Regions from separate parts of the Homo sapiens genome. Here region 2 is linked to region 1. The links are chromatin loops, found by intact Hi-C in ENCODE. Cell type or tissue: CD14-positive monocyte. All regions are shown on one strand. Each heading gives the region's core, and the rest is flanking DNA. Links, peaks and the distances in the headings are about the cores only.

The links. A loop is a pair of places that touch in the nucleus more often than their neighbours do. Peaks named below come from ENCODE experiments on the same cell type or tissue, not always from the same donor. Only the 100,000 strongest peaks of a DNase experiment are listed, where the experiment ranks them.
Region 2: a loop joins it to region 1, with 2.7 times the contacts of the local background. A loop is called at or near these places in 5 of 110 quality-filtered maps.

What each region holds. Positions count from the first base shown.
Region 1 is chr21:36,119,146-36,134,240 of GRCh38, forward strand. CBR1-AS1 (CBR1 antisense RNA 1) reads right to left here and starts at 7,495. Exons shown (of 4, transcript NR_040084.1): 1 at 7,342-7,495. It overlaps CBR3-AS1 (CBR3 antisense RNA 1), which reads right to left. Exons shown (of 3, transcript NR_038893.1): 3 at 12,622-13,929. It also overlaps the pseudogene MEMO1P1 and the pseudogene RPS9P1. In CD14-positive monocyte, for the core only: CTCF peaks have their summits at 4,016 (motif pointing right), 6,561, 6,760 and 6,960; a DNase peak (open chromatin) is centred at 6,556.
Region 2 is chr21:36,202,469-36,217,563 of GRCh38, forward strand. It overlaps DOP1B (DOP1 leucine zipper like protein B), which reads left to right. Exons shown (of 37, transcript NM_001320714.2): 5 at 6,247-6,436; 6 at 9,085-9,183; 7 at 9,506-9,629; 8 at 11,613-11,722; 9 at 11,974-12,088. Among named protein-coding and RNA genes, the nearest start is that of DOP1B, 53 kb to the left of the region's middle. RefSeq lists a silencer at 7,203-7,497 and an enhancer at 8,102-9,036. In CD14-positive monocyte, for the core only: CTCF peaks have their summits at 7,353 (motif pointing left) and 7,558; a DNase peak (open chromatin) is centred at 7,343.

The DNA.
Region 1 (15,095 bases), core at 2,630-10,629:
ATGCAATCACATGTCATTTCAAATTTTGTAGTAGCACATTGCAGTAAAAAAGAAACATGTGAAACTAACATTTTAACATTTAATTTCACCCAACACGAAATATCATTGGAAAATGATGTGTGTTTTGCAGTATGATCAGCGTGAAAAATATTAGTGAGGTACTTAACAATTTTCTGTACTAAGTCTTTGAAAGTTTCTGTTGATGGCAACATCTCATTCAGGCTGGTAACATTAACATTAAGTGCTCACTAGCCACAATGTTACTACCTCATTGAACAGTATTTCAAAAATAACACTCAAGCCATTCCTCAAGTACACGTAAATATTATTCTAGTAACTATAATTTTTTAGAATTAAATTTATATTAATAATGCTGACTAGTAGCTACTAGTAAAAAATTCCTAAACTCACTTTTCCAAAGTTAAATTTTTGCTTTAAAAGCATACACTTTTTCAATACACATTTGTATCTGTACATACATATGAGATATTTTCACATGATCCATGCAGTATTCTTTTCTTTCTTTCCTTCTTTCTTTTATTTTCTTTCTTGTTTTTTGTTTCTGTTTTTATTTTTTTGGAGTCAGGGTCTAACTCCCATAGCCCAGGCTGGAGTGCAGTGGTATGACATGATCTTGGCTCACTGCAACCCCCACCTGCCAGGCTCAAGTGATCCTCCCACCTCAGCCTCCCAAGTAGCTGGGACTATAGGCGTGCACCACTGCACCTGGCTAATTTTTGTCTTTTTAAAAGAGATGGAGTTTTGCCATGTTGCCCAGACTGGTCTGGAACTCCTGGGCTCAAGCTATCTGCCTGCCTCAGCCTCTCAAAGTGTTGGGATTACAGACATGAGCCACTGTGCTTGGCAATATTAATTTTAAAAAAATTTTTTAGAGACATAGTCTCACTCTGTCACCCAGGCTAGAATGCAGTAGTGTGATGATAGGTCACTTGCAGCCTCAAGCTCCTGGGCTCAAGGGATTCTCCTGCTTCAGCCTCCTAAGTAGGTAGGACTACAGGTGCACACCACCACACCTGGCTAATTTTTTTAATGTTTTGTGGAGATGGCTAATTTTTAAAATTTTTTGTGAAGATGGAGTCTCACTGTGATGCCCAGGATGGTCTCAGACTCCTGGCCTCAAGTCATCCTCCCGCCTCAGCCTCACAAAGTGCTGGGATTACAGGTGTGAGCCACCACGCTCCGCCTCCCTAATCTTTACTGTATTACCTACTGGGCAATGTAAGTGATTTTTTGACTGCCAGTCTAGGGAGTCAGATGACTGCCCAGCTTGTGGTGGCCGGCCTCCAAGACCATCCCATGATCCCTGCCTTCTGTTCTTCAGACCCTGTGTAGGCCCTTCCCACACTGGATCAGACTTGCTCTGTGTGACCAGCAGACATGGGGAAGGAATGGTAGAAGAAACTAGGTCATAAAAGACAGTTTGGCTTTCATCTTCCCCCTCTCTTGGTTCACTCACTCTGGAGGAAGCCAGCTGCAGTGTCTTGAGGCCACCCAAGGAGAGGCCCTCTTGGCTAAGAGCTGAGGCCTCCAGCCACCAGCTTTCTGTCCCCAGATGACCGCAGCCCCAGCTGACAGCAAGATGGCTCACGAGAGGCCCCGAGGCGGAACTACCCAGCCAAGCTACTCTCATTCCTGATCTACAGAAACTGAGAAAATAAATGTTTTAAGCCAACAAAGTTTGAAGTAACTTGTTATGTAGCAATAAGTTACTAACATACAGACTTAACTTTAAAAGTTATATTTAGTTGGGCACAGTGGCTCATGCCTGTAATCCCAGCACTTTGGGAGGCTGATGTGGGCAGATCACCTGAGGTCAGGGGTTCGAGACCAACCTGGCCAACATGGGAAACCCCATCTCTACTAAAAATACAAAAATTAGCCAGGCGTGGTGGCAGGTGCCTGTAGTCCCAGCTACTTGGGAAGCTGAGGCGGAAGAATTGCTTGAATCCAGGAGGGGGAGGTTGCAGTGAGTGGAGATGACACCACTTCACTCCAGCCTGGGCGACAGAATGAGACTCCGTCTAAAAATAATAATAATAATGTTATATTTAGATATAAAGAATTTAAGGGACTAAAGAGTTTCCACAGTTTTTTTTCAAACTTTTGAAATTTGATATTTCAAAAAATAAATCTTGGCCAGGCACAGTGGCTCATGCCTGTAATCCCAGCGTTTTGGGAGGCTGAGGTTAGCAGATCACTTGAGGTCAGGAGATCGAGACCAGCCTGGGTAACATGGCGAAACCCCATCTCTACAAAAAATACAAAACACTAGCCGAGTATTGTGGTGCATGCCTGTAGTCCCAGCAACTTGGAGAGAGACAGGAGGTTGAGGCCACAGTGAGCCATGATCATGCCACTGCACTCCAGCCTGGGTGACAGGGTGAGACCCTGAATCAATTAATCCATCTTACATCAGCCACTTCTTAGGAATGCTTTAAACCAACTCAACCTTTTTAGATTAAGCATAGATGAGCGAAATACAATATGGAAATATTAGTTTTACTTAAAATTCTGAAAAAGCAACAAAATATTATATTCATGTAGAGTCAATTGTGAAAAAAACTGATTCCTGAAGCCACAAAGTCTACACCTTTATTGTATCAACTTTATGTTCAATTAATATTTTTAAGAATATTTCTATGATTAAAAATTAATTATAAATCCTATCAAGAATCAAACTTACTAAATGTTAACTTTAAAAGCCAGTAAGATCTACAACACAGATGAACCTTGAAACATACTAAGAGAGGCTGGTTGTGGTCGCTCATGTCTGTAATCCCAGGACTTTGGGAGGCTGAGGTGGGCAGATCACTGGAGCCCAGGAGTTTGAAACCAGCCTGGCTAACATGGTGCAACCTTGTGTCTACAAAAAAATACAAAAAATGAGCAGGGCATGGTGGTGCACCCCTGTAGTCCCACGTACACAGAAGACTGAGGTAGGAGGATCACTTGAGCCCAGGGAGGTCAAGACTGCAGTGAGCTATGATTGCACCACTGGGCTCCAGCCTGAGCAACAGAGCGAGACCTTGTCTCAAAAAAGAAAAAAAAAAAAAAAACCCACTACGTGAAAGTCAGTCACAAAGGGCCACATCTTACTGTTTCATTTATCTGAAATGTCTAGAATTGGTAAGTCTATATAAATGGAAAACAGGTTAGTGGCTGCCTAGGGATGAAGGCATGGAAGGAAATGGGGAATGACTGCTAATGGCTATGGGGTTTGTTTTAGGGGTGATGAAAATGTCCCAAAATAGTGGTAATGGTTGTATAATTCTGTGAACATACTATCAATCATTGAATTGTATACTTTAAATGGGATTTAATTCACATTACATCTCAATAAAACTATTTTTTAAAGAAGAAAATGTTCAAGGAACAAGGGTTGCTAAATAACAGAGGATAACTGTTGTTTGACAACAGCACAAAAATTATTTCCCAAAAAGTGTAATGGCCCTGGAAAATGAGTGCAACGGGATCTTCTCTTGAACCTGGATAGCGGGGTGTGGACAGCTGGGCACACTGAAGGCGGTGATACAGAACTAAAAGCAACAGGACAGCTATGAAGGGAAAAGAAAATCAGTGTGGCTACCAAGACATTTTAGTGTCTGCTTTCAAGAAGGTCCTCCCCCCATGCTTGGCTCATGATATGGGGTGAGTCTCTTGTTAGAGTGGAACATATAGGTCAGTGTAAAGTGTGGAGACCAGCACCTGACTCTGAGCAAGAGTTCCATGAATATTAGCTTTCTATTTTTAAAAACCCACTAAAAGTCTGGGCACAGTGGCTCATGCCTATAATCTCAGCACTTTGGGAGGCTGTAGTGGGTAGGATCGTTTGAGCCCAGGAATTTGAGACCAGCCTGAGCAACACAGTGAGAACCCATGTCTACCAAAAATTTAGCCAGGCTTGGTGGTGCACACCTGTAGTCCCAACTGCTCAGGAAGCTTGAACCCAAGAGGTTGAAGCTGCAGTGAGCCGAGATCACGCCACTGCATTCCAGCCTGGCCAACAGAGGGAGCCTGTCTCAAAAAAATAAATAAATAAATAAATAAATAAATAAATAAATAAATAATAAAAAAATATGAAGCCACTAACAAAGGAGGGTAGGAAATAGTTAACAATCCAGTTATATTCTCTTTAGAGACACGCAATACCAGATAACAAAAACAATAAAGATGGCTATCTTAGTCCCTTTTCTGTTGCTATAACTGAATGCCTGAGACTGGGTAAATTGTAAAGAAAATACATTCATTTCTTACGGTCTGGAGGCTGGAAGTTCAAGGTCAAGGAGCTGCATCTGGTGAGGGCCTTCTTGCTAGTGGGGACTCTCTGCAGAGTTCCAAGGTGGTACAGGGTCACATGGCAAGGAGTACACAAGAGAATGCCAAGTGGCTTTTATAACAGACTCAGTTTTAAAATAACTAACCCATTCCCATGATAACCCATTAATCCATTAACCCATTAATCCATGATATATTAATCCTTTGGTGAGGACAGAGCACTAATGACCCAATCACCTCGTACAGGCTCCACCTGTCAATATTGTTACATTTGGGATTAAGTTTCATCATGAGTTTCAGAGGGGAGAAGCATTCAAACCATAGCAAACTCCTATGATGGTAGAAAAATAAATATAAGAGCAAACTGTACCAAAAGGAAACTAAGCTTTATATATGCTTCTATAGTTTGAATTATGTGTCCTCCCAAAATTTATATGTTGAAACCTAATCACCAAGATGATGGTATTAGAAAGTGGAGCTTTTGGGGAGGTGATTGGGTCATGAGGGCTCTGTCCTCACAAATGGGATTAATGACCTTATAAAAGATATATAAGGGAGCTGCTTCCCTCCTTTTTGCCCTTCCACCATGTGAAGACAAAGCGTCCATCCCCTCTGGAGGGCAAAACAACAAGGCATCATCTTGGAAGCACAGACCAGGCCCTCACTAGACTTCCTAGAACCTTGACCTTGGACTTTCTAGTCTCCAGAACCACAAGAAGTAAATTTCTATTGTTTATAAATTACCCAGTCTCATGTATTTTGTTATAGCAGCACAAATGGACTAAGACATGCAGGCAAGAATTTATGATAGGCCGGGCACGGTGGCTCATGCCTGTAATTCCAGCACTTTAGGAGGCCGGGGTGGGAGGATCATCTGAGATCAGGAGTTTGAGACCAGCCTGGCCAACATGGCGAAATCCCATCTCTACTAAAAAACATATATATATACAAAAATTAGCCAGGTGTGGTGGTGCACACTTGTAATCTTAGCTACTCAGGAGGCTAAGACAGGAGAATTGCAGAATTCTTCTGCAATTCAGGAAGCAGAGGTTGCAGTGAGCTGAGATCGTGCCACTGTACTCCAGCCTGGGCAACAGAGCAAGACTCCATCTCAAAAAAGAATTTATGATAAACAAGTCAGGCTATCCAGATGCAAGGGCTCATGCCTGTAATTCCAGGACTTTAGGAGGCCAAGGTAGGAGGATTGCTCTAGCCCAGGAGTTCAAGACCACCTTGGGCAACATAGCAAGACCCCACCTCTTAAAAACATATATAAAAATAAAAAATTGTCCAGGCATGGTGGCACAGACCTGTAGTCTCAGCTACAAAGGATCGCTTGAGCCTGGGAGGTCAAGGCTGCAGTGAGCCATTATCATGCCACTGCATTCCATCCTGGGCAACAGAGCAAGACACTGTCTCAAAAAAGAAAAAAAAAATTCAGGCTAAATAATATATTAGACCAGTTGAAAGGGATCAATAGAAACATTAAAGAAAGATTCTATAGTGGGTTAGTTCTGCAGTGTCCCCTCAAAATTCATGTCCACCTGCCATCTCAGAATGTGCCCTTTTGGTAATAGGGTCTTTACAGATGTAATTAGTTAAGATGAGATTATGCTGGAAGACTAATGTCCTTATAAGAAGAGGAGAAGGGTCAGGCATGGTGGCTTATGCCTGTAATCCCAGCACTTTGGGAGGCTGAGGCGGGTGGATCACTTGAGGTCAGGAGTTCGAGACCAGCCTGGCCAACATGGTGAAACCGTGTCTCTACTAAAAATACACAAATTAGCTAGGTGTAGTGGCAGGCGCCTGTAATCCTGGCTACTCGGGAGGCTGAGGCTTGAGAATCGCTTGAACACAGGAGACGGAGGTTGCAGTGAGCCAAGATCATGCCACTGCACTCCAGCCTAGGCGACAGAGTGAGACTGTCTCAGGAAAAAAAATTAAAAAAAAAAGGAACAGGAGAGGAGAAGACATACACAGATGCTCAGCAGAGACAGCAGCCATATGAAGACAGAGGCAGACATTGGTGTGATGCTGCCCCAAGACAAGGAATGCCAAAGATTGCTAGCAACCACCAGCAAGTGGAAGAGGCAGGGAAGGATTCTTTCCCAGCGCTTGGAGAGAGAGCATGGTCCTGACAACATTTTGATCTCGGACTTCTGGCTTCCAGAACTATGAGAGAATGAAGCTCTGCACCTGTATTTGGTGTTTAGTTATGGTGACCGCAGGAAACTGATACATATGCCATGTAGTGCAGCCACTCAACCACAAGGGGCACTGTCTGGCAGCAAGTTCTACAAACACAAACTGTCCAAAATAATCACTGAAGTTCACAGAGAAAGCCATACAAATAGCATTCAAATATTTTTAACGATGATCAACAGGCTACAATTTATCATTTTTAAAAACATAAAACCATTATCATCTTGCTGAATAATTCATGACCTTTGTAACAAACTGGCTGAGAACCACTTTTAAAGAACATCCTGGTCCGGCTATCATTACACACACGGGAGGGTATCTGTAGGATAAATTCCCCCAACAATTCCCTTTCCAGGAAGAGACGCATATTTTTAATTTCAATAGACAACAGCCAAATTGCCCTCCAAAGAGGAGGTACATTACACTCGCCAGAAATATACATGAATGGCTGGTTTTCCCCAGGCTTGGCAATACTTTGCCAAGCTAAGAGGTAAGAATGGGCTTTAAAATAAACCCTGATCCAGCTCCCAAGGAGAGGACTGGGGCCTTCGGACCCACATTTCCCAGCACAGGTGCTTCACCAGCCTGCCATGGCCCCTTCTCTGTCCAGTTTAGCAAGGGTGTGGCAGATTTCCTTTCAGGCACAGAGCCCAGCCTTCCAGACATCACACTTAAACTGGTTCCTACCACATTTGCAAGGAGAATCTCTTCTTCCAAGTCAGCAGTGTTTACAATAAGCAGTATGCTTTTCCCTGAGTCACTCTGAATATAGAGACCAGAAACCAATTCCAGGGTAGCAAAGGGACAGCCACCATGGTGACCTCAAGCATACAAATCACACACCTGCTTGTCCTGCCTGGTCAAGCCCTGTTGGGACCATGCATAATCCTGACCCCAGCACTCAGGCACAGAACACTTAGGAGAGGAAGGCGAGGTTTCAGCTACATGAGGTGGCATTGTAGGAATTGTCTTCTCCCTGACACCCCCCATGGCACTCAACAGCCTCACTGTCCTGACCCTAAGCCACTTTGTGACCCACCCCTGGGAAGGGCAGGCAGTGAAGAACTAGGCATAGAGAAGAGGAGGTGGGGAGTTACCAAGCTGTTTGCTGACCTCTTCATTTGACTCAGAACCTGACCTTAATCTTGCTTCCAGAAAAACAATGGGCCCCATTCCTGCCCAAGCTTGCCTTCTGCAACCCAGACTTTCTTAGAACGCGATGGGAGTCAAGAGCGCTTTCTTTAAGGCGAAGCTGTAGACAGGTTCCCCTCACCTCCCACCTCTGCCCACATTATCTGCCTCTAGCAAATAATGGTAGTCATGACTGTGCCTGTTACCCAGGAGAACACCAATCAATGGCTGTAAAGACATGAATGTATGGTTTTAGATGGTGTCTGCCTGCCTTTGCTGAAAAAATGTAAGAACAGCAAACATTTATGTATTACCGTTTGTCAGTACTGCTCTAAGCACTTTTATAATATTAAACATTCATGCTGTACTCCTTACAGCAATCGTAAGAGCTAGGCACTAAAACTATTCCCATTGTACAGATGAGCAAACTGAGACACTGAGAGATTGGGAACCTTGCCCACGATCACACAGTGAGTAAGTAGGAGCTACAATAAGGAGCCATGAAGGCAGGGAGCTCCACTCCTGCCCTTCCCAGGCCTCTGTTCACTCCTGAGCATGACTGGTACCTAACAGGTGCTCAGACAGTCGCTGGATGCAGATGAGGGAACGGCTGTGGACATTCAGTCCTTCAGACCACAAAAGGACTTTGGAAGGAGAAGAACCCTGGAAGAATGCCATGTTACTGGCAAAGGTTTGGGTTCTTACCCAGTGATTTGGTAAACACAAAGGGACAATGGCATTAAGTGATAGCAAAGCCAATCTAAACAGAATCACAGCAGTAAACCACCAGAACCCACAACTTTTTTTTTTTTTTTTTTTTTGAGACAGAGTTTTGCTCTTGTTGCCCACGCTGGAATGCAATGGCGCCATCTCGGCTCGCCACAACCTCCACCTCCCGGGCTCACCCAATCCTCCCAGCTGGAACTACCGCACACACCACCACACCCAGCTAATTTTTGTATTTTTGGTAGAGACAGGGTTTCACTATGTTGCCCAGGCTGGACTCAAGCTACCCACCTACCTCAGCCTCCCAAAGTGCTAGAATTACAGGCATGAGCCACCATGCCTGGCCACCAGTATTTTGCCAGGCTGGAGTGCAGTGGCACAATCTCGGCTCACTGCAACCTCCGCCTCCCGAGTTCAAGCAATTCTTCTGCCTCAGCCTCCCTGAGTAGCTGGGACTACAGGCACGCACCACCACACCCAGCTGATTTTTGTATTTGTAGTAGAGATGAGGTTTCAGCATGTTGGCCAGATTGTTCTCAATCTCTTGACCTTGTGATCCACCCTCCTCAGCCTGTTGGGATTACAGGCACGAGCCACTGAGCCCGGCCCAGTCTTTTTCTTAAAAAATCTGCTCACAATTCCAATTATTTGCGCAATGCTGTACTAAGTACAAGAGAAAGGTGTTTCCTCTCAGCCAGGACAGAAGGTAGGAATCTTCCTGTAACTGCAGTCCTTTCTATGGCCACTAAAACAAATTACCACAAACTGAGGGGCGTGAGATAACACATGTTTATGATCTTATCATTCTGGAGGTTAGAAGTCCTAAAGTCAAGGTATCAGAGCCGTGCTCCTTCCAGAATCCCTGAGGGAGGAACCCCTCTGCTGTCCTGTCAACTTCTGGAGGCTGTCTGTGTTCCTTGGCACATGCCCTTCCTCCATCTCCAAATCTCTCCTGACCTCTGCTTCTACCACATCTTCGTCTTGGACCCTTCTGCCTCCCTCTCATAAAGACCCTTGGGTCTACACTGGACCCACCTTGGTAACCCAGGCTAATCTCCCCACATCAAGATCCGTAATCACTTCTGCAAAGTCCCTCTTGTGAAGGAAAGCAAATTCACAGGCTCTGCAGATTCTAATGCAGACCTCTTGGGGGAGGGGCATTATTCTGTCGACGGCAATAACCGGAGCCATTTCTTTCTTTCTTTCTTTCTTTTTCTTTTTTTTTTTTTTGAGACAAAGTCTCACTCTATTGCCAGGCTCCAGTGCTGTGGTGTGATCTTGGCTCACTGCAACCTCCACCCCCTGGGTTCAAGCAATTCTCCTGCCTCAGCCTCCTGAGTAGCTGAGACTACAGATGGACGCCACCACACCTGGTTTTTTTTTGTTTTGTTTTGTTTTGTTTTTTTGTTTTTGAGACAGAGTCTCACTCTGTCTCTGTCACCCAGGCTGGAATGCAGTGGCCTGATCTCAGCTCACTGCAAGCTCTGCCTCCCAGGTTCACACCATTCTCCTGCCTCAGCCCTCCCGAGTAGCTGGGACTACAGGCGACCGCCACCATGCCCGGCCAGTTATTTTTTCGTATTTTTAGTAGAGATAGGGTTTCACCGTGTTAGCCAGGATAGTCTTGAACTCCTGGTTTCAAGTGATCTGCCTGCCTTGGCCTCCCAAAATGCTGGGATTACAGGTATGAGCCACAGGAAAAAAAAATCACTTTCCCAATCTGCAAAATGGCTACTGTCCTCAATTTCCCCAAACTAATCCCTCTCAATGATGACCTCAAATCTCTCACCCTCCAAAGAGATAACAGATGCCCTCAGGAAGGCCTTAGTTTCCCCAACATGCTTGGGTCTAAACCCACACACTCTGCCTTTCCTTCTGTTACAAGAGAAGAGGTGTGCTGTTTCCCCCTCCACACCCCCACCTGATTCCTGGATCCACCCGTGCTTGGTCTTCCCACACATTTTGTTCTTGCAATTCTTCCTGTTCTTCAACTGTTCTCTCTCTGAGATTATTGTCATTACATAAAAACATGCTTTAATATCTCTCTCGGCTTTTGAAATTCTTTAAAAAGGAGTTAAGTTGTGCAATGTGAGTTCATTGACCACAATGGATTTAAGTTAGAAATCAATCGCAAGATAGCCGGAAAAATCCCCAAGTAAGTTGGAAACTTAAAAAATACACTTCTAGCCAGGGGCAGTGGCTCACGCCTGTAATCCCAGCATTTTGGAAGGCCAAGGCAGGCAGAGTGCTTGAGGTCAGGACTTCGAGACCAGCCTGGTCAACATGGTGAAACCCCATCTCTACTAAAAATACAAAAATTAGCTGGGCTTGGTGGCGGGTGCATCCCAGTTACTCAGGAGGCTGAGGCACAAGAATCGCTTAAATCCAGGAGGTGGAGGCTGCAGTGAACTGAGATGGCACCACTACATTCCAGCCTCAGTGATAGAGCAAGACTCTGTCTCAAAAAATAAATAAATAAGAATAAAAATAAAAATAGGCGGCCGGGCTGGAGGGCCCTGCCAGGGGTGGGGGTGGGGGTGGGTGCGGGGAGCCCCGCGGCGGGGGCGGGCGCGGAGTCACGGGGGTGGGGTCACTCGCGGTGGCTCGGGGAGGCCAGCTGGGAGGGGAGGGGGCCGTGGGGGCGGCTCGGCTGAACCAGCCCCGGCTGGGCAGCAGCGGGGACGCCGGGGGCCGGGGCCAGGGCTTTCCGGGCTTAGGTGAGGCCGCCGTGGGCCCCATCTTCCGGCGGTCGCCGGAGTTTGTGGTGATTGTTGCTGCCGCCGCCACCCCCCCGGCTGCCATCTCCTCCTCCTGGGCCGCCGCCTCCTCCTCTTCCTCCTCCTCCTGGGCCGGGCTGATCCCCTCCCCGCTGCCGCCTCCTCCTGGGCTGGGCCCGCGGTGTCTCGTCCCCTCGCGGAGCCGCTCCTGCCGCCGCCGCCGCCGCCTCCTCATTCATCCTCGTGCACCATAGGCGGCACAGGCACCAAGATGTCCAACCGAGTGGTCTGCCGAGAAGCCAGTCACGCCGGGAGCTGGTACACAGCCTCAGGACCGCAGCTGAATGCACAGCTAGAAGGTTGGCTTTCACAAGTACAGTCTACAAAAAGACCTGCTAGAGCCATTATTGCCCCCCATGCAGGATATACGTACTGTGGGTCTTGTGCTGCCCATGCTTATAAACAAGTGGATCCGTCTATTACCCGGAGAATTTTCATCCTTGGGCCTTCTCATCATGTGCCCCTCTCTCGATGTGCACTTTCCAGTGTGGATATATATAGGACACCCCTGTATGACCTTCGTATTGACCAAAAGATTTACGGAGAACTATGGAAGACAGGAATGTTTGAACGCATGTCTCTGCAGACAGATGAAGATGAACGCAGTATTGAAATGCATTTGCCTTATACAGCTAAAGCCATGGAAAGCCATAAGGATGAGTTTACCATTATTCCTTTACTGGTTGGAGCTCTGAGTCAAAAGAACAGGAATTCGGAACTTTTCAGTAAATATCTAGCGGATCCTAGTAATCTCTTTGTGGTTTCTTCTGATTTCTGCCATTGGGGTCAAAGGTTCCGTCACAGTTACTATGATGAATCCCAGGGGGAGATTTGTAGATCCATTGAACATCTAGATAAAATGGGTATGAGTATTATAGAACAATTAGACCCTGTATCTTTTAGCAATTACTTGAAGAAATACCATAATACTATATGTGGAAGACATCCCATTGGGGTGTTATTAAATGCTATCACAGAGCTCCAGAAGAATGGAATGAATATGAGTTTTTCGTTTTTGAATTATGCCCAGTCGAGCCAGTGTAGAAACTGGCAAGACAGTTCAGTGAGTTATGCAGCTGGAGCACTCACGGTCCACTGAAGCTCTGAATCCTCAGGGATGCCACCTGCACATTCTCATACTCTGTCCGGGCTCCCAGCCTAGCCTTTACCACGATACTGGTCCTGGTTTGGGGGGATTCTGAAACCTCAAACTAATAGAACTTTCTTCTCTTTTTTTCTAGTAGGTGTAGTCCTTCCTTAATTTCAACTCATTAAAAAATGCTTTATAGTTTAGGGCAGTGGAAGGAAGGCTGGCATCAAAATATTTTGATCAAAAAAGATGACAATGTAAAGGCTCAGTTATGGCAGACAGTTTTTTGAAAGTAACTTGTAAAGCATTTACCATATCCTAAATTTGCACTCTTTGCAGACTTGTGCACATATATTCCGCTTTCAGAATAGTTTTGCAAATTGTACACAAACAAACAAAAAGGTGGAAGCTTTTTAATAAAGAAATTGCATTTATAAATGATCTGTATTAGAATATAATAAATCTCCAGTTATAGTCAATTACTACCCATGTTGTACAACAGATACCTTCTATTTTAGTTGCTAATAAAGGGCTACACAACTCAAAATAAATAAATAAATAAATAATTTAAAAAATAAATAAAAATAAACTGAATGAAATTGAAAACATATCAATGTGAGATGCCACTAAAGTCATACTAAAAGGGAATTTACACCACTTACTGCCTACATTAGAAAAGAAGTCTCAAATCAATGCAAATCAATGACTTCTGCCTTTACAGTAAGAAACCAGAAAAAGAGCAAATAAAATCCAGTAAGCAGAAGAAAGGAAACAAAGATCAGAACAGAAATTAATATAATCAGGAAAAGAGAGAGAGAGAGAATCATTGTAACCAGAAGTTTGAGGAAAATCAAATCAATTGGTAAACCTCTAGCCAGACAGATCAGAAAAAAACACGAAAGACACAAACCAGTCTCAGAAATGACAGGTAGCATCATTACCAACATTAAAAGGATAAGGGCATGTTAAAAGGATAAGGGTATCAATAGAATCAACACCTTAGATGAAATATATAAAAAATTTGAGCTCTTTCTCAGTGACCAGGGCCTGTGCTTAGGCATAGACGGGCAAGTGGAGCCAACATGCCAGCGGCCCAGAGCTGGGTTTGTTGCCAAACTTATGTGACCCTGCAGAGACCCTTCGAGAAACCTCATCTCGACCAAAAGCTAAAGCTGATTGGTGAGTATGGGCTCCAGAACAAATGTGAGGTCTGGAGGGTCAAATTTACCCTGGTCAAGATCCATAAGGCCGCCCGGGAGCTGCTGACGCTTGATGAGAAGGACCCACGGCGTCTGTTCGAAGGCATTGCCCTGCTGCAGTGGCTGGTCCGCACTGGGGTGCTGGATGAGGGCAAGATGAAGCTGGATTACATCCTGGGCCTGAAGATCAATGATTTCTTAGAGATTCCTACAGACCCAGGTCTTCAAGCTTGGCTTGGCTAAGTCCATCCGCCACGCTCATGTGCTGATTCAACAGTGTCATATCCGTGTCCGTGAGCAGGTGGTAAATATCCTGTTCTTCACTGTCCGCCTGGATTCCCAGAAGCACATTGACTTCTCCCTCTGCTTCCCTATTGGGGTGGCCAACCCCAGCCACGTGAAGAGGAAGAATGCCAGCAAGGGCCAGGGTGGGGCTGGAGCCAGAGATGACGAGGAGGAGGAATAAGCCTGCTTGTCCCCTCCTGGGCTGGTGGATTGTCTAGTTTTCCTGCCAAATGATAAAACAGGATCAATGCTTTATTTAAAAAAATAAAATTATGAAAAACAGAAATTAAGGTCACTCAAGAAGAACTAGGCCAGGCACGGTGACACAAGCCTGTAATACCAGCACTTTGAGAGGCCAAGGAGGGAGAATCGATGTAGCCCAGGAGTTCAACCAGTCTGAGCAACACAGTGAGACTCCCATCTCTAAAAACAAATAAAAATAAAATAAAATAAAAAATTATCCAGGCAGGCCGGGTGTGGTGGCTCACGCCTGTAATCCCAGCACTTTGGGAGGCCAAGGCGGGTGGATCACGAGGTCAGGAGTTCGAGACCAGCCTGGCCAACATGGTGAAACCCTGTATCTACTAAAAATACAAAAATTAGCTGGGTGTAGTGGCAGCGCCTGTAATCCCAGCTACTCAGGAGCCTGAGGCAGGAGAATCGTTGGAACCCAGGATTCGGAGGTTGCAGTGAGCCAAGATCGTGCCACTGCACTCCAGCCTGGGTGACAGAGCAAAACTCCGTCTCAAAAAAAAAAAAAAAAAAAAAATTATCCAGGCATGACTGTGGCACACTTGTAGTCCCAGCTACTAGGGAGGCTAAAGGGGAGGATCACCTGAGCTCAGGAGACTGACGCTACAGTGAGCCACGACTGCAGCACTGCACTCCAGCCTGGGCGACAGAGAAGACCCTATTAAAAAAAAAAAAAAAAAAAAAAAAAACAGAAATAGAAAGCCTAAATAGCCCCATATCCTTAAAACAAGGTTCCAAATGATCTTTTTTTTTTTTTTTGAAAAGTCTCACTCTGTTGCACAGGTTGGAGTGCAGTGGTGCAATCTCGGTTTACTGCAACCTCCGCCTCCCGGGTTCAAGCAGTTCTCCTGCCTCAGCCTCCTAAGTAGCTGGGATTACAGGCACGTGCCACCACACCCAGGTAATTTTTGTATTTTTAGTAGAGATGGGGGTTTCACCATGTTGGTCAGGCTGGTCTTGAACTCCTGACCGCGTAATCCACCCGCCTCAGCCTCCCAAAGTGCTGGGATTACAGGTGTGAGCCACCGCGCCCGGACCAAATGATCTTTAGGAGAAAAAAGAAGGAAATACTGGGGGAGGCACAGTAGGAGATCACAGCAGGGGCCCACCTCCGGAACCTCAAGTAAGGACTTGAGA
Region 2 (15,095 bases), core at 3,575-11,574, 84 kb after region 1:
TGACTGAGGGGTGCAGGAGGCTGGAGTCTAACCCAGGAATCAATCCAAGGTCCATTTGCACGGCTCCCCCAGCCTTAAGTAAACCAAGTAATCAGAATGGTTTGAAGGGTTAGTTAGGAAGTGGCCAAGGGTGCATTTCGTGAGCTCTATATCAGGACTTGACAGATGTAACTAAAACATTGCACTTTAACCATTTCAAGCTCTCACATAGACCAGGTGTTGGCTCTCCATTTCCCAAAGGAGAATCCACCTTTACAGTTTCTACCTTAGGAGGCAGAATCTGTCTCGTTGCGGTTTTAAGCCCAGCGCCAGGCCCTGTGGCTGGTACACGGTGAGACTCGGTAAGTGTGTGTTGAGTTAACGAGTGGTCCAGGTCACATAGGAGGCAGCTGGAGGACATTGCCAGACTCCATGCCAATGGACTCCTAATCCCAGGCCCTTTCTAGAAGTTCTGCTGTGTTTGTGTTCTGATGACAGATATGTGAGTATACATCCTACATGATTTTTCCATCATTGGACAGATGAACACATTAGTTCCCTAAAGCTTACTGTGATCTTTTAAATCTGTGTGAATCACACTAGAAGTGTAAATAGTTGGAGTGTTTTTGTTTTCTTAGTTGATAAATAAAGGTTCATTTGAACAGTTGCTAAAGTTGCTTAACATTGATTTTTTTTCTGAATATTGTGATTTCTTGACATTGAACCAAGAGCCAAGTAAAGCTTCATGAATCACCGAATCTATTTAGCTGTGACAGAAAACCAAATGCAGTGTGGCACCCAGAAGTGATTAGTTATCAGCTCTCCAAGGTGGATGCAGGTGAAAGGTTATACAATAATCTCTGAGCCAGTGTGTTGCAGCCACAGTAATTGAAGTGACTGTACAAGATTTTTTGGTTGCTATATCCATTTCAGTCTGAGACGGTTTGGTAACTGTTCCCAGAAGTGCTTGGGTAGCCAGGTGTGGTGACAGGCACCTGTAATCCCAGCTATTTGGAAGACTGAGGCAGAAGAATCACTTGAACCTCGGAGGTGGAGGTTGCAGTGAGCCAAGATCGCACCACTGCACTCTAGCCTGGGCAACAGAGCAAGACTCCATCTCAAAAAAGAAAAAAAGTGCTTGGGAATTGAGTGAAACACCCCAACAAATGTGCAGAGAGCAGAAAGGGAGGGTGCAGTGGGGGGGGTCATGATGAGCACGTGGGTAGAAATTGCAAAGTGGTGAGTTAGGTTGAGCTGGTGAAGGCTGGGATGACTCACAGGTTTCATGTAGGTGGAGGCTGTCCCTGGTGTGTGCTTTTTAGTGAACCATAAGGAATGAAACTTTTGGCCCCTGTTAGAACTTATTATCCACCCTGGCTTTCTAACCCTTTGGGGTCTGCAGATAACCTATGACTGGTCAGAAATCCTTTTTTTTTTTTTTTAAGTGCCCATGAAATAGCTACATAGCTGTGTTTTGCTGTACTAAGAAAACAAGATTAGAACAGGGAAAGCACTAAACTCTTCTTCTCAGGAGATGAGGAGAGGTGAATGTTTTAAATGGTTTGTAAGAAGGCAACAACTAGCTCACCAGATATTTCCATTTAAATCAGTAATTTTCAATGTAGTAGTAATTTTGCCTCTCAGGGTACATTTGACAATATCTGGAGACAGTTTTGGCTGTCACAACTGGGGGTGGGGAGGGTGCTACTGATATTTAGTGGGTAGAGTCCAGGAGCTGCTGAACATTTTACAATGCACACAGGTGCCCCGACAACAAAGACTTACCTGGTCCCAGATGTCAGTGGGGTGGACGTTCAGAAACCCTGGCTTAAAGAGTTGAAAAATATTTATTGACATTTCTTTTCTTTTGGAGCTCATTAATAAGGGAGGCCATAGTACAGAGTTTCCATGATGTCCTGTCCCATTAAAGAGTTACCCACAGCGTCACCATATGAAGAGGGGAAGACGTACCCTCTTAGGGCCCCTATCGTGGAGGAAACAAATGGACCCTTTACTGAGCACTTGCGACGTGCATGACCCACATGATCACATTGAATTCCAGGGTCTTGCTGTGTACCCAGGCTGGAGTACAGTGGCAGGATTATAGCTCACTGCAGTCTCAACCTCCAAGGATAAAACGATCCTCCGGCCTCAGCCTTCCAAAGCACTGAGATTACAGGCATGAGCCACCCCTTTTGGCTGACATTTCTATTTTTTTTTTTTTTTTGAGACAGTCTCGCTCTGTCGCCCAGGCTGGAGTGCAGTGGCGCAATCTTGGCTCACTGCAACCTCCACCTCCCGGGTACAAGCGATTCTCCTCCCTCAGCCTCCCGAGTAGCTGGGACTACAGGCATGCACCATGACACCTGGCTAATTTTTGTATTTTTAGTAGAGACGGAGTTTCACCATGTTGGCCAGGCTGGTCTTGAACTCCTGGCCTCAAGTGATCCACCTGCCTCAGCCTCCCAAAGTGCTGGGATTACAGGCGTGAGCCACTGCACCCAGCACCAACATTTCTTTTGGTTGGTTTCAGGCACTGTGATCATGATCTGTGCTGGTTCGAGGCTTTTTTTTTGCCCCCTCTTTAGCGCTGTTTCTGACCTGCAGTTTACAGTACAGGGTGCTGTTGTCACTGCCCTGCCTCTTCAGTTTCAGATGATTGTACCAAAGCGGTGCTGTCTTGTGACAGCTTGGCTTTCCATGGTTGTCCTTTTGGCAAGCAGCTGCAGAACCAAAGTTGTGGAGTGCTTGGGATTTGCGGTGCCCGGCCCATGCCACTCACCTGCTCTCAGTTGTGGAGTGGAGCATGCCAGTGTCATTTGAAGGAGCTGCGTTTGCAGGAGGCATGAGAGAGCATAAGCTGGGATGAGTTAGGAAGGATGGAAATACTTGGGGTTTGGAAGTTGGGTTTTTTTTTTTAATGTTTGTTGGTTTTTTGTTTGTTTTTGTTTTGTTTTTTGAGATGGAGTCTCACTCTGTTGCCCAGGCTGGAGTGCAGCGGTGCAATCTTGGCACCCTGCAGCCTCCACCTCCTGGGTTCAAGCAATTCTCCTGCCTCAGCCTCACGAGAAGCTGGGATTACAGGTGCGAACCACCATGCCCAGCTAATTTTGTATTTTTAGTAGAGACGGGGTTTTACCATGTTGGCCAGGCTGATCTTGAACTCCTGGGCTCAAATGATCCACCTGCCTTGGCCTCCCAAAGTGCTGGGATTACAGGTGTCAGCCACTGTGCCTGGCCCGTTTGTTGGTTTTGAATTAAAAGTTTAGGGTTCCCAGTGGGGCATGGTGGCTCATGCCTGTAATTCCAGCACTTTGGGAGGCCGAGGCGGGGGGTTACCTGAGCTCAGGTGTTCAAGACCAGCTTGGCCAACATGGTGAAACCCCGTATCTACCAAAAAAAAAATACAAAAATTAGCCAGGCATGGTGGCGGCTGCCTGTAATCCCAGATACTCAGGAGGCTGAGCCAGGAGAATCACTTGAACCTGGGAGGCAGAGGTTGCAGTGAGCCAAGATCGTGCCATTGCACTCCAGCCTGGGCAACAAGAGTGAAACTCCGTCTCAAAAAAAAAAAAGTTTAGAGTTCTGGACTGTAAACTGCACACTAATATTGGAATTTAACAACCGAGATGATCATAGTAACTCTTGTTGAGTAGGAAGTTATTTCGTTTTTAACCCCGTTTATTTTGCTCTCTCATACCAAAGGTTTGTCATAGTTGCTGTTGTTTCTACTATGATGTCATTTAAATTGTTAGTATGCATCCATTTTTTTTAGAATAAAATGAGACTTAAAAAACAAAGCTGGCTGGGCACAGTGGCTCACACCTGTAGTCCCAGCACTGAGAGGCCATGCAGGGTGGACCACTTGAAGCCAAAAGTTCAAGACCAGCCTGGGCAACATGGTGAAACTCTGTCTACATATAAAATGCAAAAATTAGCCCAGTGTGGCAGCATGGGTGTGTAGTCCCAGCTACTCAGAGGCTGAGGCAGGAAAATTGATTGAGCCCAGGAGGTCAGGGCTGCAGTGAGCTGTGTTCATGCCACTGCACTCCAGCCTGGGTGACAGAGTAACACCCTGCCTCAAAAAAAAAAAAAAAATTATTTCTTTAATAGAAAGCTAGTAGCCAGTTTTCAGAATATTGAAGAGACAACATAGGCAGCGTTTCCCATACTTTTTGAGGGTGGAACCCCTCTTCTGTGGAACATCTCTAGTGGCCAGTGTTCCATGGAACATACTTTGGGAATATGCAGTTCTAATTAAAGGGGGACTGTGACACCACGATGTGTGCATTATAGTGTTTGTGATGATTTCAGAGCTAGGCAAAGACAAGCTCTATTTGTTTACTCAGCCTTTAATAGAAGACCAATCAATAACCTCAGCCATTAAATCGCCCTGCCTACTTCTTCTATACACTTAGCCATTACTTATGTCTCTTCATTTTTATTTTTTCTAAGAAGACGGTACCATGCATTATTTCCTGCAATATTTTACAGGAAGTTCAGACTAATTTTAAGGAGAACAAAATGTACTTTTAATATAACGCGATGGTAGATATTTTTGAAGGAAATACAAAAAAATTAACCGAGGGGTTTTTCGAGTGCCAACCTGGAGTCACTTGCTCAAATAGGCACTGGGGCTGTGACAGCAAACAGAGTGGACCTAGTAGTAATTGCAGGCGGCATGGCCCAAGCATTAGGTCTGTTCTTCTGGGTTGAGTTTTTTTTTTTTCTTTTTTTCTTTTCTTTTTTTTTTTTGAGACAGAGTCTCACTCTGTTGCCCAGGCTGGAGTGCAGTGACGGCCTCTCGGCTCACTGCAAACTCCGCCTCCCGGCTTCAAGCAATTCTCCTGCCTCAGCCTCCCCAGTAGCTGGGATTATAGGCACCTGCCATCATGCCTGGCTAATTTTTGCATTTTTAATAGAGATGGGGTTTCACCATGTTGTCCAGGCTGGTCTCAAACTCCTGACCTCAGGTGATCCACCCGCCTCAGCCTCCCCGAGTGCTGGGATTACAGGCATGAGCCACCACGCCCAGCCAAACAGTTTTTTTTGTTTTTTTTTTTTTTTTTTTTGAGGGGACTCTCACTTCATTCTCACAACATCTCCACGAGGTCGAGGCTCCTTCCCCTGTCTTTTAGCTGAGCACGGGCGTGCACAGATGTTAAACTGGTCCTAGGTCCTGCATCTAGGAGGCATCACAACCAGGATCTGGACACGGGAGGGCCAACTCTGGCAAGCTCTGTGAACCAACACATTCCACCGGGTTGGTTTTTCTGATTGTTTTTTGTGGTCTTTGCAGATAGGAAGCATGTGAGAAACTGAATCCTTTCAGGTAATGAGTCAGATCCTTCGTGGGGTGATATCCCTTAGGGGGAATGTGCCTCTGCTGTTTTACTGGTAGATGCTGTCACCCAGCCTGCAGATTGTGTGCACTGAGGACAGGGAAAGGGCCGCAGTCAGCTGCAGGGACACCACCGAACAGACATGGGCCTGGCCTTGGTCAGCGTCAGGGGAAAAACGAGCCCTGATCCACTGGTGACGCTGCTTCTCTTAAAAGGATGCATGAGAAGGTGCTGACTTTGTATCACGGGAGACCTAGATAAAGATAAGAGGCGAACAAATGCCCGGCCTCAGCACAAGAGCCCCTGGGAGCGGGAGTCAGCACATGCAGGTGCTGTGGGCAGACTGAAAGGAAACACCACTCCAGGCTGATGGAATTTGCAGGGTCGTGGGAGGCCCCAGGCAGATTTGCCCCTAGCATTTCTAAAGGCAGATGTCACTTGGCACATTTTTGGCTGTGCTCAAGTTGGTGGCATCTAATTGCTTAAGTCTTTGATCAGTCTCCTCAGCATATGCTTGTTTTTGATACACCAATGGCTCCTTCCGCTTTTCTGTGAAGTGGCTGACCTGCCTATCCCTCTTATGGTGGAACCTCCCTTCCGTGAGCACCTAGGCATCCGTGGCACGGCCAGGGTGGAGATGGGTCTCTGCCCTGCCACGCACGACTGCTTAGCCACTTTCCATTGGCCAAGACACCGCGCTGCCTAGTGACATTGGTTTTGGCAAATCCAGGGTCAGTGTGACAGCCAGCAGGTGGACACACACAGCAGGGTGAGAGATGGCAGCGGCTCCCGGCGATGAGGAAGGTGGGGCTTCCCCAGCCAGGCGAATCCGCTGTGGTTCTTCATGCAGCATTCGCAGAGCAGTGTGCAGTGGGACTCGGGAAGATGGGGCGAGCCCTTGAACCCTATCCTCTCTCATCAACAGAACGGATGCTCTGCTCCTGAGACTGTCGCTGGTGGTTGGCAAAGAGGTGTTTTACACCGCCCTCTGGGGGAGCGTCCTGGCCAGCCCGTCCATCCGCCTCCCTGCCTCAGTCTTCGTGGTGGGCCACATCAACAGGGATGCCCCCGGCCGGGAGCAGAAGTACATGCTGGGGACCAATCACCAACTCACGGTGGGTGCTGTGTTCCTCACAGGGCATGGGGAGGAGGCGACATGTGGGCACAGCATCCTCATGGGCAGGTTGTCACTGAAGCTGCAAAGGGACATCCAGGAAAGGGAGGTGCACCAAGCTTAAGTCTGGGTAACGAACGGCTGAGCAAGGCGAGAAGGAGGCCTTGTGCAGTTGAGGCTGGTGGTGGCTTTTTTAACATATGCATTAAGGTTTTTTTTGTTTTTGTTTTTGTTTTGAGACGGAGTCTCGCTCTGTCGCCGAGGCTGGGGTGCAGTGGCACAACCTCGACTCACTGCAAGCTTCGCCTCCCGGGTTCAAGCAATTCTCCTCTCTCAGCCTCCCGAGTAGCTGGGATTACAGGCACCCACCACCATGCCCGGCTAATTTTTGTGTTTTTAGTAGAGATGGGGTTTCACCATGTTGGCCAGGATGGTCTCGAACTGCCTGCCTGGCGGGTGATCCACCCACCGCGGCCTCCCAAAGTGGCATTAAGATTCATACATTCAAATAAGTGTTCACACCCTCAGAGGTCCCTTCTGGAGGCCCCTGGCTTTGCAGAAATGTGCTTAGCTGCACACGGCGCTCAGACGGCCTCTGCACGCAGAGGGTCTGCTGCATTGGCGGGTCTTTGTTTCCTTCCTCTGTCCTGTGTCACGGGGGCCACTGCCCACTCACACATGGAAACCCCCTCCTCCCTTGGCGTCCTCCCCCTCCTCTCTTGTCTCCATTGGCTGCTCTCAAACCTAAATTATTGGGGTCCCCCAGGTATCCATCTCCAGGCCCTTCAAGGGAAGCTCTCTTCCCTGGTAACGACATCCCTTCTCGTGCCCTTAGAAATGGTAACCTCCCAGATCTTTGTCTCTTTTCCCCAAACCTGCCTCTTGTGCTTTTGTGTCTTGCTGTCTTTCGCCACCTGGTGGTGTTCCCACACTTTGATCTTAAAGTGTTCAGATTGAATTCGCAGGTGAGAAGATCTGCAGCTGAGTGTGAATTACCCTCTGGTTCCATTTCTCTTTGCAAAATGGGGGTTGTAGACCTGCTTCACAGGATCTCTCTGATGACAAGGTGGAAAAATGGATGAAAAGCGCCTCGCACAATGATCAGGACACAGGCGACCCCGATGAACACGTCCCTTTCCTGCCCCGTCAGTATCCCCTTTGTCTCTTTCTCTCCATCGTCTCAGCCCTGCTCTGGCTTCTTGTCTCTTACTCTTGGATCTGACTGGTTTCTTCCCATCCCAAATCTGCTAAGAGATTTGGGATGGGGAGAAAGCCTAGCTTTGCTCATATGTATCCTGTGCTTTAAAAATGTCTGACTTCCCGGCTGGGTGCGGTGACTCATGCCTGTAATCTCAGCACTTTGGGAGCCCTGAGGCAGGTGAATCACTTGAGGTCAGGAGGTCAAGAGCAGCCGGGCCAACATGATGAAACCCCACGTTTATTAAAAATACAAAAATTAGCCTGGGCGCAGTGGCTCATGCCTGTAATCTCAGCACTTTGGGAGGCCGAGGCGGGTGGATTACCTGAGGCCAGGAGTTCAAGACCACCCTGGCCAACATGGTGAAACCCCGTCTCTACTAAAAATACAAAAATGAGCTGGGTGTGGTGATGGGCGCCCGTAGTCCCAGCTACTCAGGAGGCTGAGACAAAGGAATCGCTTGAACCTGGGAGGCGGGGGTTGCAGTGAGCTAAGATTGCACCACTGCACTCCAGCCTGGGTGTCAAAGCGAGACTCTGTCTGAAAAACAAACAAAAAAAATTAGCAGAGCATGGTGGCGGGCACCTATAATCCCAGCTACTCAGCTGTCTGAGACACGAGAATCGCTTGAACGCCGGTGGCAGAGGTTGCAGTGAGTCAAGATCACACCACTGCACTCCAGCCTGAGTGACAGAGCAAGACCCTGTCTCAAAGAAAATAAAAAAATAAAAATATCTGACTTCCCATTGCCAACAGCTATAGTCCAAGCTCAAGAGCATTCTAACCATCTGCTCCCAGCCACAGCACCTCACTCTTCCCTGCAGGCCCTGCGCTCCCACACGACTGCCACAGGGCCTGGCCTCACAGTGCCTTTGCTCCCGGCTGTTCCCTTCTGTCCCCCTGGCTGTGCATTCCTGCCCTTCTTCGAGGTCTCAGTGTAGCTCCTTCCTGTTCTTCAAGCCCAGCTTTCCCGTGGAGCATCATTGTTCTCTGCAGTTGAAAGAGCTCTCCTCTTCTGAACTCTGAGCGTTTGTCTGTGGCTCTAATTTCTTATGCATCTCTAGTCTACCTATCTGTATTCAGAAAAGACACTCAGAATATCTACTGAATTGATCAGGAATTATTTTCCCATGTGTCTTCAGAGCTTTAGTTTAAGGTTCCTGTTGGATCCTTTCTGGGATCGTAGAATTTGAGATCATAGAACCCGGCCATCTGGTCCAAACCCCTCCGGCTCTCACGTGGAACAGTGAGGTCTGCAGCTGAACGTCTTCTCCGATGTCACGCAGCCTGTGGCCTCGAGAGCTAGAACCCACACCCTCCTGACCTGTGGCTGCTGGTTCTCTTCTGAGTGATATAACGCAGGAGTTTCAAGATTCCCGGGAAAGGTTACTTTCGTTTTTATGACCATAAAGAGTAGCCTGAAAATGCTAGTGCCGTTTGATCGTTTACAGGTGAAGTCTTTGCGTGCCTCCCTGTTGGACTCAAATGTTCTTGTGCAAAGAAATAATCTGGAAATCGTTCTGTTTTTCTTCCCATTTTATACCTGTCTGGTAAGTAATTTGTACTCTTCTGGTAAGTCACTGGTGTTTCCCAAGGGGTGGGATATAGATCTCAAGCAGTTCTGTCGTACGAGGACAGCTCAGCCACTCATGGGCATTATTTGCTGGTAGCCAGTGAAAAGTCCTTGTTCATTTTTGCAAGGATAGCGTTTTCATTGCACGTATTGAATAGCTTCTTTCCATGGGTAATGTGTAAGGAACCAGCCCATTTTGAGATAGAGCTTTGCAGACCAGCAAGGAAGGGCTGCGTGTCAAAAAGTCAGCAATCTGCCCTATCATTCCCTTGCAGTAAATTTCTCTGTCCTTCTAATAGGATTCCAATGAGAGAGCCATCCCCCTCCTCAGATCTGACATCGTGCGCATTCTCTCAGCCGCCACCCAGACCCTACTGAGAAGGGACATGTCCCTGAACAGAAGACTGTATGCATGGTTACTAGGTACTGAGCAGTATACACCCTTTTAAAGTCAAAGTTAATATGAAACCTTTTAGTGCTGACTTCTGGAATAAGATTTGGTCTTGGTGATGTATCTCTGAATCATGAAGTATGGAAAGATACCACAATGACTAAATATGGCACTGGTCAGTTGAGGTCTGCTGCCTACACATAGCTTGGTTATTTTGCAGTTTCTTTTTTAAAAAAGGGGAAATAATAAGTGGGATTTTTAAAATGCCAACTGAATTCCATTTAAGAGCTTGAAATACCACCAAAAAGTGGTAGCAAAACCTTATTCAGGTAGAAGCCTGTTGCTATGGAGAAGTTCCATGGGATGAGGGTGTATCGTGGAGAAAACTTACAAATATTGTGGAAGATATGTAGATAAAGGAGGAGGTTTTGTGTAAGTGTAAATGTTTTGGGAGACATTTGGATAACTTTGGAGATCACGAGAGCCCCTGGGCCATGTTTCTGTGTGTCAGAGTGTGTGGACTGCCTATAAATTTGTTGGCAAAGGGCCCTTGACTATTGGTTGGAAGGCCTCCCAGGGACAGAGCCTAGGAAATTGCAACTTTAAAGATAACACGTTCATGAATTTTCTAAAGTCCCATATTCACGTACCTAAGAAAACGTATACAAAACGATTGTGACAGGACTTAACAGCTCTGATCAACTCTCAACATTTAGATCTTTTTTTTCCTTTTTGAGATGGAGTTTCACTCCGTCGCCCAGACTGGAGTGCAGTGGTGCAATCTCAGCTCACTACAACCTCGGCCTCCCAAGTTGGAGTGGTTCTCCTGCCTCAGCCTCCCAAGTAGCTGGGATTGCAGGCACCCACCACCCCGGCTGGGTAATTTTTGTATTTTTAGTAGAGATGGGGTTTCGCCCTGTTGGCCAGGCTGATCTTGGACTCTTGACCTCAGGTGATCTGCCCACCTCTACCTCCCAAAGTGCTGGAATTACATGCCACCACACTCAGCCTAGCATTCAGATCTTATCAAAGATCTTACCAAAGTCAAGAAGTCCTCTTCAGTCCTTCCTGCTGTTCTCCCTAGTTATAAAACTTTAGAAAGTCATTGCATGGAAGCTTACTAAGGATTTTAAGAAGACTATTTGTAGGCTCTTTAAGGATTTGTATGTAAAGGATGATTTTGTCAAGGGCACAGCTCTGCTCCTACGGGACTTGATATGCTGTGTGGAGGACACTGGGCCTGACCACAGTGCCAGCTCTGGCTCACTTACTTGCGGCCCCAGGAGCCCCATATTCTTTGCCCATACCATGAGGATGCACTTTCTTGCCCTGAGAACCTTGCAGACTTATCCAGGGCTCCAGCTGATGGGAGCATGTGCATGAGAATACCTTGATCTCACATAATGCTGGACAAAAAAACACTGGTTTTAAAAAGTGATCCTCAGCCAGGCATGGTGGCTCATGCCTGTAATCCCAGCACTTTGGGAGGCCGAGGCAGGTGGATCACCTGAGGTCAGGAGTTTAAGAGCAGCCTGGCCAACATGCTGAAACCCCTTCTCTACTAAAAAATACAAGTGATTCTTCTGCCTCAACCTCCCAAGTAGCTGGGATTACAGGTGTGCGCCATCACGCCCGGCTAATTTTTTGTATTTTTAGTAGAGACGGGGTTTCATCATGTTGGCCACGCTGGTTTCGAACTCCTGACCTCAGGTGATCCACCCACCTTGGCCTCCCAAAGTGCTGGGATTACAGGCGTGAGCCACCGCGCCCAGCCAACAGGGTGAATTCTTAGAACAAACTAAATTGATACCCATTGAGGTGGAATTCTGCCTGTCTGATCATTAGCCACACCACTGTCAGAAGAAGAAAATCTGACGTGGTCTTTCTGGATCTGATTTTGGTTTTCCATCAGAAGAATGATATTTTTAAAAATATTGGAGCATGAGACTTTTGCACAATATGATGTCCTTTAAAAGCACAGCTCTCTTTACAGCTCGGCGCTTGTTCTTTTGTAGGCTCAGACATAAAAGGAAATACCGTTGTGCCAGAATCTGAAATCTCAAATTCTTATGAAGACCAGTCGTCTTATTTTTTTGAAAAATACTCCAAGGATCTTTTAGTTGAGGTAAAGGAGCATTTCCGGAAAGTTCAGGGTATCCTTGGTGACGATTCTCCAGTGGATTTCTTTGGGAGGCTTCCACATAGGCAGTGAGCACGTTCCTTGGCCCCTGGTTTGGGGAACTGCAGGGTATTTGTTGCATGCTGGGTGACTGGTTTTCCTTCTGTCCCAGAGTATTTAACAATTAGAATAGCCAGTAATGTTGTTACACTTTATGATATACGATATTCTAATATGTGGCTTTTTTTAAATAATAGGGTTTGGCTGAGATATTGCATCAGAAGTTCATAGATGCTGACGTGGAGGAACGCCATCATGCATACCTGAAGCCTTTTCGCGTCCTCATCAGTCTGCTTGACAAGCCAGAAATAGGTAATGTTAGAAATGCTGCTTCTATCCTATGCTGAATACAGATTACCTGTTTTCAGGGAAATACAACATGGTGAGATACAACCAAAGCGTTATTTTGAATATAATTTAATATTTGGAATTTCACAACTTTGAAGTCATGTTATATGGTTCAATGATCATATCTGTGGTCACTTACAAGTTTTGCATGGCTGGGCGCAGTGGCTCATGCCTGTAATCCTAGCACTTTGGGAGGTAGAGGAAGGAAGATCACTTGAGCTCATGGATTTGAAACCAGCCTGGGTAATATGGCTGAAAAGCCATGTTGAAAAACCCCATCTCTATAAAAAAATACAAAAAAATTAGCCAGGCGTGGTGGTGCTTCCCTGTAGTCCCAGCTACCAAGTGGCTGAGGTGGGAAGACCACCTGAGCCCAGGGGGTCGAGGCTGCAGTGAGCTGTGATTGTACCACGGCACTCCAGCCTGGGCGACAGAGTGAGACCCAGTCTGAAAAAAAAGTTTTGCACAATAATTTGAACATTTTTTGTTAGGAAAATACCTTTGAGCTCCTATAGTGTCTACAGAACATGTGGTATTTCCTTTTTAAGCCTATTTTTTCAATGTCATACTTAAAATGAGCTTTGGTTTGATTTTCAATTAAGTAGGGGACCCCGTCCATCTTTTTGCCTTGGGATCCTGGGCAAGCCACTTCTTTTCACTGTGGAGAGTAAAAACATTTTCACTGTAAAATGAAGAGGGTTGAACTAGACTCTGGTCACCAAAGGCTCCCTTCTTAGATACTATGGTCCTATGAGCATAGGTTGAGAAAAGTGACCTTCTCTCACTATTTATTTATTTATGAATGAATGAATGAACGAATGAATGAATGGCAGAGTCTCGCTCTGTTGCCCAGGCTGGAGTGCAGTGGCGCAATCTCGGCTCACTAAAACCTCTGTCTCCTGGGTTCGAACAATTAATTCTCCTGCCTCAGCTTCCCCAGTAGCTGGGATTACAGGCATGTGCCACCATGCCTGGCTAATTTTTGTATTTTCAGTAGAGACAGGGTTTCATCATCTTGGCTAAGCTGGTCTCAAACTCCTGACCTCAAGTGATCCACCTGCCTCGGCCTCCCAAAGTGCTGGGATTACAGGTGTGAGCCACTGCACCTGGCCCTCTCCCTCACTTTAAAAAGAAATTTGCGACCAGGCACGGTGGCTCACACCTGTGATCCCAGCACTTTGGGAGGCCGAGGCAGGTGGATCATGAGGTCAGGAGTTCAGGACCAGCCTGGCCAAGATGGTGAAACCCCATCTCTACTAAAAATACAAAAATTAGCTGGGCATGGTGGCGCGTGCCTGTAGTCCCAGCCACTCGGGAGGCTGAGGCAAGAGAATCGCTTGAACCAGGGAGGTGGAGGTTGCAGTGAGCCGAGATTGCGCCACTGCACTCCAGCCTGGCGACAGAGCAAGACTCCATCTCAAAAAGAAAAGAAATTTGCGGCCAGGTGTGGTGGCTCACACCTGTAATCCCAGCACTTTGGGAAGCTGAGGCAGGTGGATCATGAGGTCAGGAGTTCAGGACCAGCCTGGCCAAGATGGTGAAACCCCATCTCTACTAAAAATACAAAAATTAGCTGGGCATGGTGGCGCGTGCCTGTAGTCCCAGCCACTCGGGAGGCTGAGGCAAGAGAATCGCTTGAACCAGGGAGGTGGAGGTTGCAGTGAGCCGAGATTGCGCCACTGCACTCCAGCCTGGCGACAGAGCAAGACTCCATCTCAAAAAGAAAAGAAATTTGCGGCCAGGTGTGGTGGCTCACACCTGTAATCCCAGCACTTTGGGAAGCTGAGGCAGGTGGATCACCTGAGGTCAGGAGTTCAAGACCAGCCTGGCCAACATAGTGAAACCCCATTCCTACTAAAAATACAAAAATTAGCCAGGCATGACAGTGCACACCTATAATCGCAGCTACTTGGGAGTCTGAGTCAGGAGAATTGCTTGAACCCAGGAGGTGGAGATTGCAGTGAGCTGAGATCGCACCATTGCACTCCAGCCTGGGCAACAGAGTGAGACTCCGTCTCAAAAAAAAGAAATTTGCTACCATATCAGCTCACTTTAAGGTCTGCATCTGCTTATGTGAGCCCTATACCAGGGAAAAGATCCCCATGTCTTCCATAGGATTGCAAGCCTAAGAATGTCATTTCAGTGCTCCAGGTGTACCTACCTCCTGGTAGCTGTTTGCAGAGGACAAGAGAGCTGAGGGCTGGCCGGGTGTGGTGGCTCATGCCTGTAATCCCAGCACTTTGGAAGGCCAAGGTGGGCCTCACTTGAGGTGAGGAGTTTGAGACCAGTCTAGCCAATATGGTGAAACCCCATCTCTACTAAAAATACAAAAATTATCCAGGCATGGTTGTGCACACTTGTAATCCCAACTACTTGGGAGGCTGAGGCACAAGAATCACTTGAATCTGGGAGGCAGAGGTTGCAGTGAGCAGAGTTCACACCACTACACTCCAGCCTGAGTGACAGAGCGAGACTCCATCTCAAAAAAAAAAAAAAAAAAAAGAGAGCTGAGGGCATTAGTGAAGTGGCCTCTCTCTGGCCTTGGGATGGAGGCCCTTCGCTTATCCATTCAAAAGCACAGAGCATCTGCCATGTGGCAGGGATGGTGCCAGCTCTAGGGGGACAAAAGGGGAGCAGCTTCTCATGAAGTTAGAGGGAAGGGGAGACTCCATGTTCCTGGAGTGTTTTTACTGTTCATTAATAATAACCATGGCTGACATTTTTTGAGCAATTATTTTGTGCCAAGTGATTTACATACATCCTTTTATATCTGTCTGCACACACACCTCTGTCCCTCCAACAACCCCAAGGTAGGTTCTCCCACTATGCCTGTTTTACAAATGGAAAGACTAAGGTTGGGTGGGAGTAGGTAATTTGCCCAGGGCCAGTCAGGAGCCTAAGCTGGGTTTGTCAGCACCCCCCGATGCTTGCCTGATTGCACTCAGAGAAGTCCTACCCGAGATGTTTGCCT